2 separate regions of the Homo sapiens genome follow, and region 1 is linked to region 2. Evidence: read pairs that join two places in POLR2A ChIA-PET (ENCODE). Cell type or tissue: K562. All regions are shown on one strand.

The links. Peaks named below come from ENCODE experiments on the same cell type or tissue, not always from the same donor. Only the 100,000 strongest peaks of a DNase experiment are listed, where the experiment ranks them.
Region 1: POLR2A ChIA-PET joins it to region 2 with 5 read pairs; 13 of 35 experiments call an interaction of 5 or more read pairs at or near these places.

Annotation. Positions count from the first base shown.
Region 1 is chr10:69,015,348-69,023,347 of GRCh38, reverse strand. KIFBP (kinesin family binding protein) reads right to left here. Exons shown (of 7, transcript NM_015634.4): 7 at 6,366-7,807. The coding sequence ends at 6,932. It also overlaps the pseudogene ACTBP14. Among named protein-coding and RNA genes, the nearest start is that of KIFBP, 31 kb to the right of the region's middle. In K562, no CTCF peak of the experiment used is centred here; a DNase peak (open chromatin) is centred at 4,527.
Region 2 is chr10:69,068,347-69,076,346 of GRCh38, reverse strand. No RefSeq gene overlaps it. Among named protein-coding and RNA genes, the nearest start is that of SRGN, 16 kb to the left of the region's middle. RefSeq lists an enhancer at 6,775-7,326. In K562, no CTCF peak of the experiment used is centred here; a DNase peak (open chromatin) is centred at 6,536.

The DNA.
Region 1 (8,000 bases), 53 kb after region 2:
TGTAGCCGCACAATGTGAGGATCTTCATAAGGCGGTCGGTCAGGTCCTGGCCAGCGAGATCCAGACGCAGGATGGTGTGGGGGAGGGCGTGCCCCTCATATATGCACACAATGTGGGTGACCTGTCGCCAGAGTCCATCACGATGCCAGTGGTATGGCCAGAGGAGTACAGGTACAGCACGACCTGGATGGCCACGTGCATGGGTGGGGTGTTGAAGGTCTCCAACATAATCTGGGCCATCTTCTCATGGTTGGCCTTGGGATTCAGGGGGCCTTTGGTCAGCAGCACAGGGTACTCCTCGAAAGCCACATGCAGCTCATTGTAGAAGGTGTGGTGCCAGATCTTCTCCATGTCATCCCAGTAGATGACCATGCCGTGCTAGATGGGGTACTTCAGGGTCAGGATGCCTCTCTTGCTCTGGGCCTCATCGCCCACATTGGAGTCCTTCTGGCCCATGCCCACCATCATGCCCTGGTGTCGCGGGCGCCCCAAGATGGAGGGGAAGGCGGCCTACGGGGCATCGTCACCTGCGAAGCTGGCCTTGCCCTTGCTGGAGCCCAGTGATATCACCCTGGTGAGCTGGCGGCACATGCGGACCGGCTGTGGAGTGGCGAGGGCGAGGCTCTGTGCAGGTGGGGCAGATGTAGTCTTGGCGGTCTGAATTTTATCTTTTTTGTTTCTTTCTTTAAGAGATGGAGTCTCACTCCGTCGCCCTGGCTGGAGTGCAGTGGCGCGATCTCGGCTCACTGCAACCTCTGCCTCCCGGGTTCTAGCAATTCTTCTGCCTCAGCCTCCCGAGTAGATGGGATTACAGGCGCGTGCCACCATGCCCAGCTAATTTTTTGTATTTTAGTAGAGACAGGGTTTCACTGTGTTGCCCAGGCTGGTCTCAAACTCCTGAGCTCAGGCAATCCACCCGCCTCGGCCTCCCAAAGTGCCAGGATTAGACGTAAGCCACTGCGCCCAGCCGATTGAATGTTATCTTTTGAATTCAAGTTGAATAACACAGTCAAGAAGAATAAAAGCTAAGGTTTAAGAGACAGTGGCTTAGAGATCATGTCCTCAAGGTACCTAGCACACAAAAAGTGCTCGGTAAAAAAACCTCTAATGAAAACCTAGTGTGTTGTCTGAGAATTTTCAAATGTTCATTGGAAAGATAAAGATCACAATATTAAGGAAATAATAACAAAATGCTTTTAATTGTGGCCGGGCGCAATGGCTCACACCTGTAATCCCAGCACTTTGGGAGGCCAAGGCAGGCAGATTGCCTGAGGTCATGAGTTCGAGATCAGCCTGGCCAATATGGTGAAACCTTGTCTCTACTAAAAATACAAAAATTAGCCAGGCACGGTGGCACATGCCTGTAGTCCCAGCTACTTGGGAGGCTGAGGCACAAGAATCACTTGAACCCAGGAGGCGGAGGTTGCAGTGAGCCCAGATCATGCCACTGCCCTCCAGCCTGGGCGACAGAGCAAAATTCCATCTTAAAAACAAAGTTTATAATTCCATTACAATATGACTATTTCCATTTTTTTTACATTTCCACTAACAGGTATATCTTTTTTTTTTTTAAAGAGATAGGATCTCACTGTGTTGCCCAGGCTGACCTCAAATCCTGGGCTCAAGCAATCCTCCTGTCTCGGCCTCCTGAGTAGCTGGGACCACAGGCACATGACACCACCTCTGACTAAGTATACATTTTTATTTATTTTTATTTTATTTTATTTATTTATTTTTGAGACAGTGTTTTGCTGTCGCCCAGGCTGGAGTGCAGTGGCACGATCTTGGCTCACTGCAGTCTCCATCTCCCAGGTTCAAGCGAGTCTCCTGCCTCAGCCTCCTAAGTAGCTGGAACAACAGGCATGCACCACCATGTCTGACTAATTTTTTTTTTTTTTTGAGACAGAGTCTCGCTCTATCACCCAGGCTGGAATGCAGTGGCGCGATCTCGGCTCACTGCAAACTCCGCCTCCTGGGTTCACACCATTCTCCTGCCTCAGCCTCCCGAGTAGCTGGGACTACAGGCGCCGGCCACCACGCCCGGCTAATTTTTTGTATTTTTAGTAGAGACGGGGTTTCACCGTATTAGCCAGGATGGTCTCGATCTCCTGCCCTGGTGATCTACCTGCCTCGGCCTCCCAAAGTGCTGGGATTATAGGCGTGAGCCACCGCGCCCGGCCATGCCTGACTAATTTTTGTACTTTTAGTAGAGACGAGGTTTCACCATGTTGGCCAGACTGGTCTCGAACTCCTGACCTCGATGATCCGCCTGACTCGGTCTCCCAAAGTGCTGGGATTATAGGTTTGAGCCACCACGCCCGGCCTTACATTTTTATATTTTTAAATATTTATTTATTTATTGAGAGACATGGTCTCACTTTATCACCCAGGCTAGCGTACAGTGGTGCAATCATGGCTCACTGCAGCTTTTTTTTTTTTTTTTTTTTTTGAGATGGAGACTCACTCTGTTGCTCAGGCTGGAGTGCAGTGGCGCGATCTCGGCTCACTGCAACCTTCGCCTCCCTGCAACCTTCGCCTCCCAGGTTCAAGTGATTTTCCTGCTTCAGCCTCCCAAGTAGCTGGGATTACAAGTGTGCACCACCACGCCCAGCTAATTTTTGTATTTTTAGTAGAGACGGGGTTTCACCATGTTGACCAGGATGGTCTTGATCTCCTGACCTCTGCCCGCCTCGGCCTCCCAAAGTGCTGGGATTACAGGCGTGAGACACCGTGCCCGGCCGGCTCACTGCAGCTTCAACCTCCCAGGCTCAGGTGATCCTCCCACCTCAGCTTCCTGAGTAGCTGGGGCTACAGATGCACATGACCACCCCCTGCTAAATATACATTTTTAATTGTTGAAATTAGATGTTAAATGTATATCTATAAATTAATATGTTGCTATCCTCTTGACATTTAGCCATGCATTTTCCATGCTTTTACATTTTATAATTACTTGTACTTGTATGCTGTAATATGTACAAATCTATATAATATTCCATTGTATTGATATAGCTATCTTTATCCCCCTTAATATAAGACCTGTTTTTTTGTTGTTGTTGTTGTTGTTTTGTTTTGAGACAGGGTCTCACTCTGTCACCAGGCTGGAGTGCACTGATGCAATCTCGGCTCACTGCAACCTCCGCCTCCCTGGTTCAAGCGATTCTCCTGCCTCAGCCTCCTGAGTAGCTGGGACTACGGGTGCTTGCCATCAGGCCTGGCCAATTTTTTTTTGTATTTTTAGTAGAGGTGAGGTTTCACCATGTTGGTCAGGCTGGTCTCAAACTCCTGACCTCAGGTGACCCACCCACCTCAGCCTCCCAAAGTGCTGGGATTATGGGCATGAGCCACCGTGCCCGGCCCAGACCTGTTTTTTACTCCCCAATATTTTTTATCTTCCATTACAAATAAAGATACACATTGGATATACTTGTGGGGAAAAAAAGAGCTAAGTACTTCTTAAATAAATGAATGGATATATAAATGAAGTTATGAAGTTGATTAAGGTTGAGAGGAAAATGGCTACATGAAGGAAGGCTTTTAACAGGGGGATTTGTCTTAGAATCAGTTCTCAAGAGAGCTGAAGTGCCATATATCACTATCCTCAAGAAACTTCCCTCCCTTCTTTGCCTCCTCTTGATCCTCCTCGCTTTCCTTTTAAAGTCTGATGGGCAGATATTATTAAATAGCAATCATTTCATCTCAAGCTTAACATCCTAAACTCAACATGACCTAAACAAAATTCTTAATTCTAAATCCACGTATCCCCCATAAAAACATGCTTTGCATCCATACTTCCTCAACTTAACATGGTTCTTCTTTTCCCCTCATGCTCTACACTTTACCTTCTAGCGTGTTCAAAACACATCCAGAATTTATCCACTTTTCTCTATCTCTACTCCCTCATCCTATTCCAAACCACTTTCATCTCTCACTTGGATTAATCTTAACAGGATCTCACTTGTCTCTCTTCTTCCTCTGGTTCTTGACTGTCCCTTCCCCCTTCCTTGCCCTAAGAGCCAGAGTAGTTTCTTAAAAATTCCAATCAGATTGGCTGGGCACGGTGGCTCACGCCTGTAATCCCAGCACTTTGGGAGGCCAAGGCGGCCGGATCACAAGGTCAGGAGATCAAGACCATCCTGGCTAACATGGAAAAAATTAGCCTGGTGTGGCGGCAGGCACCTGTAGTCCCAGCTACTCGGGAGGCTGAGGCAGGAGAATGGCGTGAACCCAGGAGGTGGCGCTTGCAGTGAGCCGAGATCGTGCCACTGCTCTCCAGCCTGGGCCACAGAGCGAAACTCTGTCTCAAAAAATAAAATAAAATAAAATAAAATAAAATAAAAAAGAAATTCCAATCAGATCATGCTGCTTCCCTTTTTAAAATTCCATGAAGTTTCCCACTGCACCTCGAATAAAATCCAAACTCCTTACCCTGATCTACAAAGCCCTCTCCATCTGGACTCCCCACTGCTGCCCCCACTCCTCACCCTTATCTGCTCCAGCCACACTGGTCTTTCTCATGCCAAACTCCTTCCTGAGCTTGTTCCAGCCTGGCTTCCCGGGAACACCCTACCTAAAGATGACTTGGCTGCTTTCTTCCCCCATTTCATTCTCAGCTCGGTGTCACCTCCCACCTTCTCAAAGACCTTTCCAGATCACCACAGCTAAGACAGCACCCCTTCCATTAAAAGTTTACCATTTCAGGCTGGGTGTGGTGGCTCACACCTGTAATCCCAGCACTTTGGGAAGCCGAGGCAGGTGGATCACTTGAGGTCAGAAGTTCAAGACCAGCCTGGCCAACATGGTGAAACCCCGCCTCTACTAAAGATACAAAAAATCAGCCAGGTGTGGTGTTGTGCGCCTGTAATCCCAGCTACTCAGGGGGCTGAGGCAGGAGAATCGCTTGAATCCGGGAGGCAGAAGTTGCAGCGAGCTGAGATCACGGCACTGCACTCCAGTCTGGGCGAGAGAGTGAGACTCCGTCTCAAAAAAAAAAAAAAAAAGCTTACCATTTCAGTTTTCCTTTCTTAACAGCATTTATGGCCCGAAATTATCTTTCTTAGTTGTTTATTCACTCTGTGAGAACAGGTCCTTGTTTATCCTGTTTATCACCATATCCTCTATGATTAGAAGAGTGAGAGCAGGGCCTGACCTTAGTAAAGACTTGAATAAACATCAGTTAAATATTGAGTGAATTACACATTTCTGACTGTTATACTCAAAGATTTTTCTTCCTGGAAAATTGATCTCAAAGGGAAAGCAAGGTGATTTTCACATGTGTGTGTGTGTGTTTTTACATAAATGTTACAGGATCTTAGTGTTGACCAGACCTAGGCTTTGAGAAGCAAAGTAACAGGCAGGCTAAAGCACAGAGCTATTCTCTATATTAAATGTTACGACTGATCTTGACAATACACCGGATAGGAACTCCATTCCTGCATTTCTTAACATGACTAACACATATTAACGAGGTTTAATTATGACGTATATATCCTTTCTCAACAGTGCTTAAAAGTTTATAAACATGCCAGGATCCTCTGATGAGAAATCAGTCAGTGAGGTTTCCTGGGACACAGTAGTAGCTCAATAAATATTCACTAAGTGAATATTTTATTTTATTTTGAGACAGGGTCTCACTGTCACCCAGGCTGTAGTGGCAATTATGGTTCACTACAGCCTTGGCCTCCTGGGCTTAAGCAATCGTCCCACCTTAGCCTCCCAAGTAGCTGGGATTACAGACAGGTGGCACCATGCCCCAGCTAATTTTTGTATGTTTTGTAGAGATGGGGGTCTCACTATGTTGCCCAGGCTGGTCTCGAACTCCTGGCCTCAAGTGATCCTCCTACCTCAGCCTCCCAAAGTGCTGGGATTACAGGCATAAGCCACCACACTCAGCCATGAATGATATTTTTTTTTTGAGACAGAGTCTCGCTCTGTCACCCAGGCTGGAGTGCAGTGCCACAATCTCGGCTCACTGCAAGCTCTGCCTCCTGGGTTCACGCCATTCTCCTGCCTCAGCCTCCCAAGTAGCTGGGACTACAGGCGCACGCGGCCACGCCCGGCTAATTTTTTGTATTTTTAGTAGAGACGGGGTTTCACCGTGTTAGCCAGGATGGTCTCGATCTCCTGACCTTGTGATCCGCCTGCCTCAGCCTCCCAAAGTGCCGGGATTACAGGCATGAGACACGGTGCCTGGCCCATGAATGATATTTTAATGTTTTCTAACTGTGCAATGTTATTGAAGAAATATTCTTCTCTAGCTTCAAATAAGCTAGTATCTTTGAGGTATCAAAAAATACCTCAAAGGTATTGAGGTATCAATGTATTGAGGTATCAGTGCTCACAAGAAAACAAAAAGGAAACAGAAGTTTTCATTAGTGAAATAAGTCAGTTTATTTTATTTCTAACAAGGCCTTTTTCTCCTATAATTAAGACAAACCATTTTACACTTTATAATAACATAACTTAGTTTTTAGTATTTTCAAAAGGGAAAGATTTTGGGTGGGGGGAATTTAGGAAGTCAAATATTTTAGAAGGAGTAACTATAGAAGTTACTTTTTCAATCTTAATATATTAACAGGCTTGTTACCAGGTACATTACCCAGCATTTTTTCTTACAAGGAATCTATCAAGTACTAGCCAACAAATAGTCTACATTTAGAAACTGAGGGTAGAAATGTCTGTATTTTAATAGGAAACAAGCATCTAAAATACAAATCACATGTCTTTAACAAGGCAATTTACATAATTAGGTGTAAGTTTTTAATTAACTTTATGTTCCTTAGGATCCTAGCAAACACTCAGTTGACTGTATCTCAAGTTCAAACTGCACTCACCTGGCTATAAAGGTAAACATCACAATGGAATTGGGCCTGTCTGACTAGGGAAAAAGATCACTTCAATATTGCACATTTCCTTTCTTTAAAAACAAGGATTAAGTCAGGGCCATCTTGGTTCTGAATCTCTCCATTTTTGTTGGGAGAAGACTAACCATCTCTTTACTAAGTTCTAGCTCAACTTCTATTTCCTGGGCGGCCTCAGGATGCTTTTCACAGTAATCAACAATAAATTTGTAATGTTCCAATGATGTTGCCAAATTTTCCAGCTCTTTCTTGGGATCTGCAGTAATGATTTTGCCATAGAGACGGGCAACTCGAAACTTAGCTAACATGGCAGGGCGAAGAACATCTTCCCCTATATGCTCAGGGAATACTTTATTTGGGTCTCTCAGGGAGTCTAAGAAGAGCTGGTAGTACTTCAGTGCTGACTTATTAAGATTATTTATTTTTTTTACAATGTGTGAATCAGGATCCCTTAGCCTGTCAGCAATGGCAACCTTCAAATCCATCATATCATAGTAAGCATGTGCAATTTCAAACTGGATCTGTCTGTTGACCAACAGATAATACTGTGGATTCAGGTCTACAGTTAGGGGCTCTAGCATGGCTATTCTGCGTTTATGCATCTTGCACCGTCTCTCCATGTCAGTTTCAAAGAATGCAAGCACCTTAAACAGAGCACTGTGGTCTTGGACAACTTCAATATGGTCAGTGACATAACCATCAATCTGAAAGAACTCTTTTGCCTCAAAGACATAGTGCTGACCCAATAAGAAAAGTTCTCTGGCTTCTTCAAAATCTAAAGGTCTCAAGTAGCTCACTTTCTCTTCTACTGCAGAGATGGCATCACACAGTTCACCGGTTCCAAACTGCACAGCTTTTTTCCGAATGCTTTCCTCCTCATCTAGTTCTTTTTTCCTTAAAGCTCTAAGTTCAGACTGTTTATCAAGATCAAGCTCTCCTATGTTGTCCTGAAGGAAAAAAAAATAAATTATGGTTAAGTAGGACACTCACCTCCTGCTGTTAAATAATATTAAAGCAAACTTCAGAGTTTTTTAGAAGAGAAGTCTCTTACTTTCCAGCCTGGTTTAGAAGGGTATCATAATCTTAAACACCTTTGAAAACTTCTTTCTTTCTTCCGATTATATTAAAAACTCAAGAAAT
Region 2 (8,000 bases):
GAACACTTAAAATCTACTCTCAGTGATTCTCAAGAATACAATACATTGGTCTGGGTGCATTGGCTCACACCTGTAATCCCAGCACTTTGGGAGGCCAAGGCGGGTGGATCACCTGAGGTCAGGAGTTCGAGACAAGCCTGGCCAACATGGTGAAACCCCGTCTCTACTAAAAATATAAAAATTAGCTGGGTGTGGTGGTGCATACCTGTAATCCCAGCTACTCAGGGGGCTGAGGCGGGAGAATCACTTGAACCCCGGAGACAGAGATTGCAGTGAGCTGAGATTGTGTCACTGCACTCCAGTCTGGGAGACAGAGTGAGACTCCATCTCAACAACAACAACAAAAAAGAATACAATACAGTGTTATTAAGTATAGTCAAGGCTGGGCATGGTGGTGCATGTCTGTAGTCTCAGCTACTGGGGAGGCTGAGGCTAGAGGATTGATTGAGCCCAGGAGTTTGAGACTGCAGTAAGCTGTGATCGTGCCATTGTACTCTAGCCACTGTCTGAAAAAAAACAAAATTAACTATAGCCATCATGTTGTACAATAGATCTTTTGAACTTATTCCTCTTAACTGAAATCTTGTCCAACATTTGCATCTTAATAGAGGATGATAATCATTGAAGGACTGGTGATCATCTTAGTATTTAATCCTCAAGCCAGGATGAAGTAAGGGGTGCGGTTAGTAGAGAGGGAGGAAAAGACCGTTGGGGGCAAGCAAGAGCTTGCTCAATATACCTCAGTTCAAAACCACACTCTTGGAATATGGGGCTTGCATTGGGATCCTCCTTGTTCTTTTTTTTTTGAGATGGAGTCTCAATCTGTCATCCAGGTTATAGTGCAGTGGCATGATCTTGGCTCGCTGCAGCCTCTGCTTCCTGGGCTCAAGCAATCCTCCCATCTCTCCGGAGTAACTGAGACCACAGGCGAGTGCCACAACGCCCAGCTGATTTTTTGTATTTTTGGTAGAGACAGGGTTTATCCATGTTACCCAGGCTGGTCTTGAACTCCTGACCTCAAGTGATTTGCCTCCCTCGGCCTCCCAAAGTGCTGGGATTATAGGTGTGAGCCATGGCACCTGGCCAGGGATCCTCCTTGTTCTGTGTGACTAGAAGACACCCCCCATCTCAGAGGCCCATCATCATAGTGTGATTAGGGGGTCTGTGCTCAGCCTGATTAGCCCACTCAAGCTCACTGCCAAGAGCCATCCTCTTGGTCCTTAGAACTGCACTGTCCTACATGGTAGCCCCATGTGGCTGTTAAAAACTTGACATGCAGCTGGTCCAAATTGAGATGCACTGTATTTGTGAAATATACATTGGATTTGACATAGTAAGGAAAAAAGAATGTAAAGTCTCATTAATAATTTTTTATATTGATTATACATTGAAAAAATAATATTTTGGATATACTGGATTAAGACATATTATTAAAATTAATTTCACATGTCTTCTTTTACTTTTTAAAATATAGTTACTAAAAATTTGAAATTATGTTTGTGGTTTGCATTATATTCTGTTAGTGCTGGCTTAGAAAATGGTAACTTTTTTGAAATTAAGGAAATTTTTTTTTTGAGATAGGATCTTGCTTTGTCACCCAGACTGAAATGCAGTGACGCCAGTCATAGCTCATGCAGCCTTGAACTCCTGGGCTCAAGTGATCCTCCATCCTCAGTCTCCAGCCTCAGTCCTGGCCTTAAGCAATCCTCCTACCTCAGCCTCCTGAATAGTCGGGACTACAGGCACACATCACTACACCCAGCTAATTTTTCTTTTTTTTGCAAAGACGAGGTCTCGCCATGTTGCCCAGGCTGGTCTTGAACTCCTGTGCTCAAGCGATCCTCCTGCCTCAGCCTCCCAAAGTGCCGGGATTACAGGTGTGAGCCACCATACCCAGCCAAAATTAAAGAAAACCTTGATTAGAAAGAAGAGAGATTCATGACCTGAAAGTGTATCTGCACCAAAAAGTATCCCATAAATAGAGAGTCCTCAATGAAAAACACTCAGACATCATTTGGAAGAACCCATGTAACCCAAAAATAAAGCACCACTGGGGGGTTTCACTAGGATATTCCAGGTACCACGCTGAGGACTTTCTTTATCAGTCCAGTTTCCCCAGCAAGCCCATCCCACCTCTGCCCTGGCATTTAAAAAACAAACACTCCTGTCTGTCGTGAGCAGGGAAAGCCCTTCCTAGAATCACGGGGCCCTAAGTCTCAGAGTTTGGGCAGAACCCCGTGTCTGCCAAGATGATGCTCTCAAATCCCTCCTTTTAGCAACTTAATAGATTATGAGAACATGACTTTGTATTTCTGGTCCCAACAGCCTAAAGGCTAGGACACTCTGACAGGTTTTATTCTTTGCTAAGTTGTCAAAGACCGTTTTTTTCACCATTTGCATAATACTTTCCAAACCTTCCCAACAGACAGACGGTTGGTTGCTTGCGAATGTTCTGAACCTCAGCTAAGGAACTACTGCCAGGGAGCAGCTGAGAGGGTCCCCCCATCCCCCACCCACCACCCCAGCACAAGCAGCTGAGAGGGTCCCCCCAACCCCCCACCCACCACCCCAGCACAGTTCCCACAAAGTGAAGATGGTTAAATGGTGGCGAAAGGAAAACTTGTGTCTTTTTTTTTTTTTTTTTTTTTCAGAGATAGGATCTCACTCTGTTGCCTAGGCTGGAATGCAGTGGAATGATCACAGCTCACTGCAGCCTCAACCTCCCAGGCCCAAGGCTGGTCTTGAACTCCTGAGCTCAAGTGATCCGCCCTCCTCCGCTTCCCAAAGTGCTGGGATTACAGGTGTCAGCACCCCGCCCGGCCTCACTTCATCTTTCTTTCCTGCTTTTCTTTTCCTCAGAAACCACAGAAATCAGATGGTTTTGCTTTTGATTTTTAAAAGTCTCAATCATAAGAATAATTAACTTCTTCACCCTGGCAAGATGCTACAATTGCCATCTTATTTATAACATTGCTATTATTACAAAGCACACTCGGGCCTGCAAGCACCCAGTTTTCAGCTGTTTCCTTTTCCAGACGAGGCCATTGAGACCCAAGGAGCATGTGGCTTACTCAAGGCCGTGTCCTAGTTATGAAAGAGCCTGGATCAGAGCTATTTCCACCACCACATTGGTCAGATTTCCGTTAGCCTAAGGGTTTGGGCAGAGGGTGGTCCCGAGGTTGGGTAAATGACCCCACCCTCAGAGCAGCCACAATGCAATTAGCATAGGCATGAAACCCTCCTTCTTCCCTTCCCTTGGCGCTTTCTCAGACTCCTTATCTCTTAGGTGGCCCCTTCCTGATTTTGTGTTGGATTTTGTTTCTTTTAGGCTCTGGCTATTCCCTCTGACTGAAATGCTCCACTCCCACATACTCACATGGTTAAACCCCTCAGCTTCGAGAAGCTGAATCTCACCTTCTCACCCTCTTAAGGAGGCCAACCCTGGCGTCCCACCTAATCCTGCAACCTCCCCCACACCCTGCAGCATGCCATAGCCCCCTTCCTTTCCTTCATTCATTTATTTATTTATTTATTTATTTATTTAGAGACAGGGTCTTACTCTGTCATCCAGTCTGGAGTGCAGTGGCGCAATCTCAGCTCACTGCAGCCTTGACCTCCCAGACTCAAGTGATTTTCTCACCTCAGCCTCCCAAGTAGCTGTGACTAGAGGCATGTGCCACCAAACCCAGCTAATTTTTTTTAATCTTTTGTAGAGATGGGGTCTCACTATGTTGCCCAGGCTGGTCTCGAACTCCTAGCCTCAATTGATCCTCCTGCCTCAGCCTCCCAAAGTGTTGGGATTACATAGGTGAGCAACCATGCCTGGTTTCCTTTCCTTTTTTTTTTTTTTCCCTGAGATGGAGTCTTGCTTTGCTGCCTAGGCCGAACTGCAGTGGCGCGATCTCAGCTCACTGCAATCTCCGCCTCCCGGGTTCAAGTGATTCTTCTGCCTCAGCCTCCCAAGTAGCTGGGACTACAGGTGCCTGCCACCACACCCGGCTAGATTTTGTATTTTTTAAAAGAGATGGGGTTTCGCCATGTTGGCCAGGCTAGTCTCGAACTCCTAACCTCAGGTGATCCACCCACCTCAGCCTCCCAAAGTGCTGGAATTACAGGTGTGAGCCAATGTGCCCAGCCCAGAGCTGTTCTTGATACTCACAAGCTCAGATTGTGAGAACCTCAAGGCCAGGATCAAGAATGGGGTCCCTGCCATACCCTCGCAGTGCCGGGCACTTAGGCCCTCAGGTTCAAAGTCAACTCCAACCTGTATTAAAATGTCAGGGGAGGAGAGATTAAGGCTAACGTTTTCCACCTGCCCCCCCCCCCACCCCACTTCTTTACACCTTCATTTCTTTTTTAAATGTTCTGGAGTATAAAAAATAACAAAGTAAGCTAAAATAAAATTCTGAGCAGAGATGGAGGACCCCAAGCCACATGGCTTGCTTTGGACCCTGTGTGCACCCTCAGCGCCACCCTCATGGCCCAATGCATACCCAGTGGAAGGAGAGAGGCTGGAAAACTCTGGACACTTTTGTCAGGGCTACGAACAGGAAACCCGCCTAGTGGAAAGGAGCCAGGTCCTCTGGCTTTGGAGAAGAATGGGCTCAGAGAGATGTGAGATACCGGGAAGGTATTTTCAAGCATGCGAGAGAACGTGCTGATCAGTACTTTTCCATCTCCACAGGTGATGGAGCAAGAAAAAATAGTTCTATTTTTTAGTACAAGAGAATTCAGTGAGATTCAGAAAGAATGCCTTATTTAGAAGGAGGTTAAACACCAGCAGAATATAACCAGGGGGAATTTGAAATCTCCAATTTTGCAGTAAAATATCTTTCGACTGAAAAAAAAAAAAAAAAACAAACAACATTCATAGAACAAAGACCATGCTCCTTTTCCCAATTCCTATGGATTCTTATTTATTTATTTATTTGTTTACTTATTTATTTAAATTTAGGACACGCCAAGACCTTTGAGTATCCAATAGATTCTAAACATTAGAGTTACGATGGCAACAAAATGGTGTGGTTGGGAGCTGGGGCTTAGAGTCACACTACTTGGGTTCAAACTTACCGCTTTCTAACTGGGATCTCAGGCAAGTTGTTTAACCTCCTTGTGCCTCAGATTTTCTGTCTTTTAAATGGGGATGATAGGCCAGGCACGATGGCTCATGCCTGTAATCTCAACACTTTGGGAGGCTGAGGTGGGGAGAATTGCTTGAGCTCAGGAGTTGGAGACCAGCCTGGGCAACATAGCTAGACCCCATCTCTATTTTTTAAAGAAATAGAGATCAAAATTACACCATCCTCATAGGAACACAGTGAGGATCAAATAAGCCCATCTGTGTGAAGACCTGGAACGTGGTAATTAAGAACAATGCCAGCCACACAGTCAGTGCCCAGCTCACCATCAGAGTGTGGTAAAGTTAGAAGTTCTGGAAGGCATACGTCATTTCCCAGAGGGGAAGGGCTGGAATAGGGACCAAAAGGGCAATCCTTAGTTTAGACAGAAGCTGCAGGAGACACACTAGATCTGGACCTGAAGGATAGGGAGTTTGCAGGTACAGTAGACAATTGGGAAGCTGGGAAGGAAAAACAACAGAATCAAAACCTTCCTGAGAAATCATAAACCCATTTGCCTTGGTCTTCTTTAAAGAGGCGAGGAAGGGCTTACTACATGCCAGGCAGGGTGGGTGTGAGAGCTTACCTGGTCCTCACACAGCTCTGCCAGGCTGGCCTTCTGGGTCCCACCAGGGAGAAGGGTTCAAGCCTGGCAGATAAAGGGAAGGAGCAGGCTGAGCACAGTGGCTCACGCCTGTTATCCCAGAACTTTGGGAGGCCGAGAACAGAGGATCGCTTGAGGTCAGGAGTTCAAGACCAGCCTGGGTAACATAGGGAGGGAGACCCTGTCTCTATTTTAAAAATAAAGTGGGGTAGGGAGTCAGAACAGGCCCCAGGTTTCTTTATGTTGACCAGGCCAGGTGGGATTATAATGATAATAATCACATGTAAATTGTGAGCAGGCACTGATGTAAGCACTTCTCATGTACAGTAATAACAGTTTAATCCTCTCCACAGTCCTCTGAAGATTGTACTGCTGAGGAAGCCGAGGATATAATTTGATCGGCGGAGGGTGAGTGCCAGTGGGAGAAATGCAGGGTTCCTGTCCAATCCAGGGCAGGCTTCCAGTGCTCAAGCTGGGGTGGACTCCAGGAGGGCTGACCCCATAGCAGAGAGAGTCCAGATCCCATCAAACCTGTTGTGAAACACAAATTTGTTCAAGTTCAAGCTTGTGAAACACAAATTTGATGGTGTCTTGACCCTCCAAACCCTCCAAAGACACAGACATCTAAGCACGCACAATTTCTTCCTCACAGAAATGTCCATTTAAGGCCTCTTAATCCTGGCCTCAAATCTCATTGGGAAGGGCTTCTTGGATAGAGTCCTTCAACGGCATCTCTTATTCTGCAATGTGCATGTAAAGCAGAGATAGGGAAAGCCCCACAGTGGGTGTGTGAGACAAGACCCCATAGAGGTCCAAGTCCTGAGATAAGCGGGCCCTCAAGACACCTGGCCGCTTGCCTCAGTCCCCTAGAGAGGATAATCATTGCCTCAGGTTAGCCACACAGGACGAGGTCAGGGTCACCCCTGACTGCCCTTCCCAGGCAGGGGAGACAGGAATCAAGGCCACTCACTGCCTGGGCCCAATGTCCCCTGGATGTCCCAACCCTTTTGCTACCCTGGGCCATCTACGACCAGTTCTGGTGCGAGGATGCCAGCATGTAACCTCCAGTAGGCCAGGGCTGTCGGATCTCCAGGGTAACTGTATGCGCCTGGCACACAGCAGGCTCTCGGCACATTTTTGTGGCTCATACACAGATGGCTCCAACACTGCATGCAGCAGGGCGGCGAAGAGCAGGCTGACATCTGACGTCTGCCAGCTGAATGCCTCGGAGAGCCTGTTTAACCTCCCTGTACTCCAGTTTCCACATCTGTTAAAAGGGGGTTCCACAAGCATGTAATGAGGATCAAGTGAGTTGAAACAGGAATCCTTTGTAGTGCCTTGGCCCGCAGCACTCAATGGTACTAGCTGTTAATCAGCATAACTATGTTTAGCCGCATGACACTGGGCAAGTGGCTTATCTCTGAGCCTCCATTTTTGTTCCTATAAAGTAGGGATATTTCTACCTCACATGGTTGTTGGGAAAATTGAAAGAGAATATCACGTGGGTCGTGCGTGGTGGCTCATCCCAGCACTTTGAAAGGCCGAGGTGGGTGGATCACCTGAGGTCAAGAGTTCGAGGCCAGCCTGGTCAACGTGGCGAAATCCCATCTCTACTAAAAATACAAAAATTAGCTGGGCATGGTGGCACACGCCTGTAGTCTCAGCTACGTGGGAGGCTGAGACTGGAGAATCGCTTGAACCTGGGTAGCGGAGGTTGCAGTGAGCCAAGATTGTGCCACTGCACTGCAACCTGGGTGACAATGAGACTCTGTCTCAAAAAAAAAAAAGGAAGGAAAAAGAAAGAGAATATCACATGTAGAGGGCTTCGTGCACTGCTTGGGAAACAATGGGTAAGAAGCCAACGGTTGTCTGTATTGCATTCCATTCTCTCAGGGTCTTGCAAGTTGAGCAACCAACTAGCGGTGTGTATGAATTAATATCAGTAGTCCAGGCAGACTCACTAGGAAAGACAGAATTTGGTCTGAGCCTCCCTGGCTAGGGACACATCATGAATAGCTCCCAGACACAATTCCTTCCAACCTGACTTGGTGGTTCATTTTCCCCAGAGTGGAGTCACCTTGCAGCCCTTTTTCCCTTAAAGAAATGGCTCAGAAAGGCCCCCTTTCCAGATCTGTACCTGAGCAGGGATCTTCAAAACCCTGCTCTCAAAGACTGACAGGGATTTCAGACACAGAAGTGGTTGGTGAGGGAATATTTGGAGCAAGACCTTTACCAGTTAGCAAATATCAAACCATGCCAAAAACATCCCACTTGCTCCT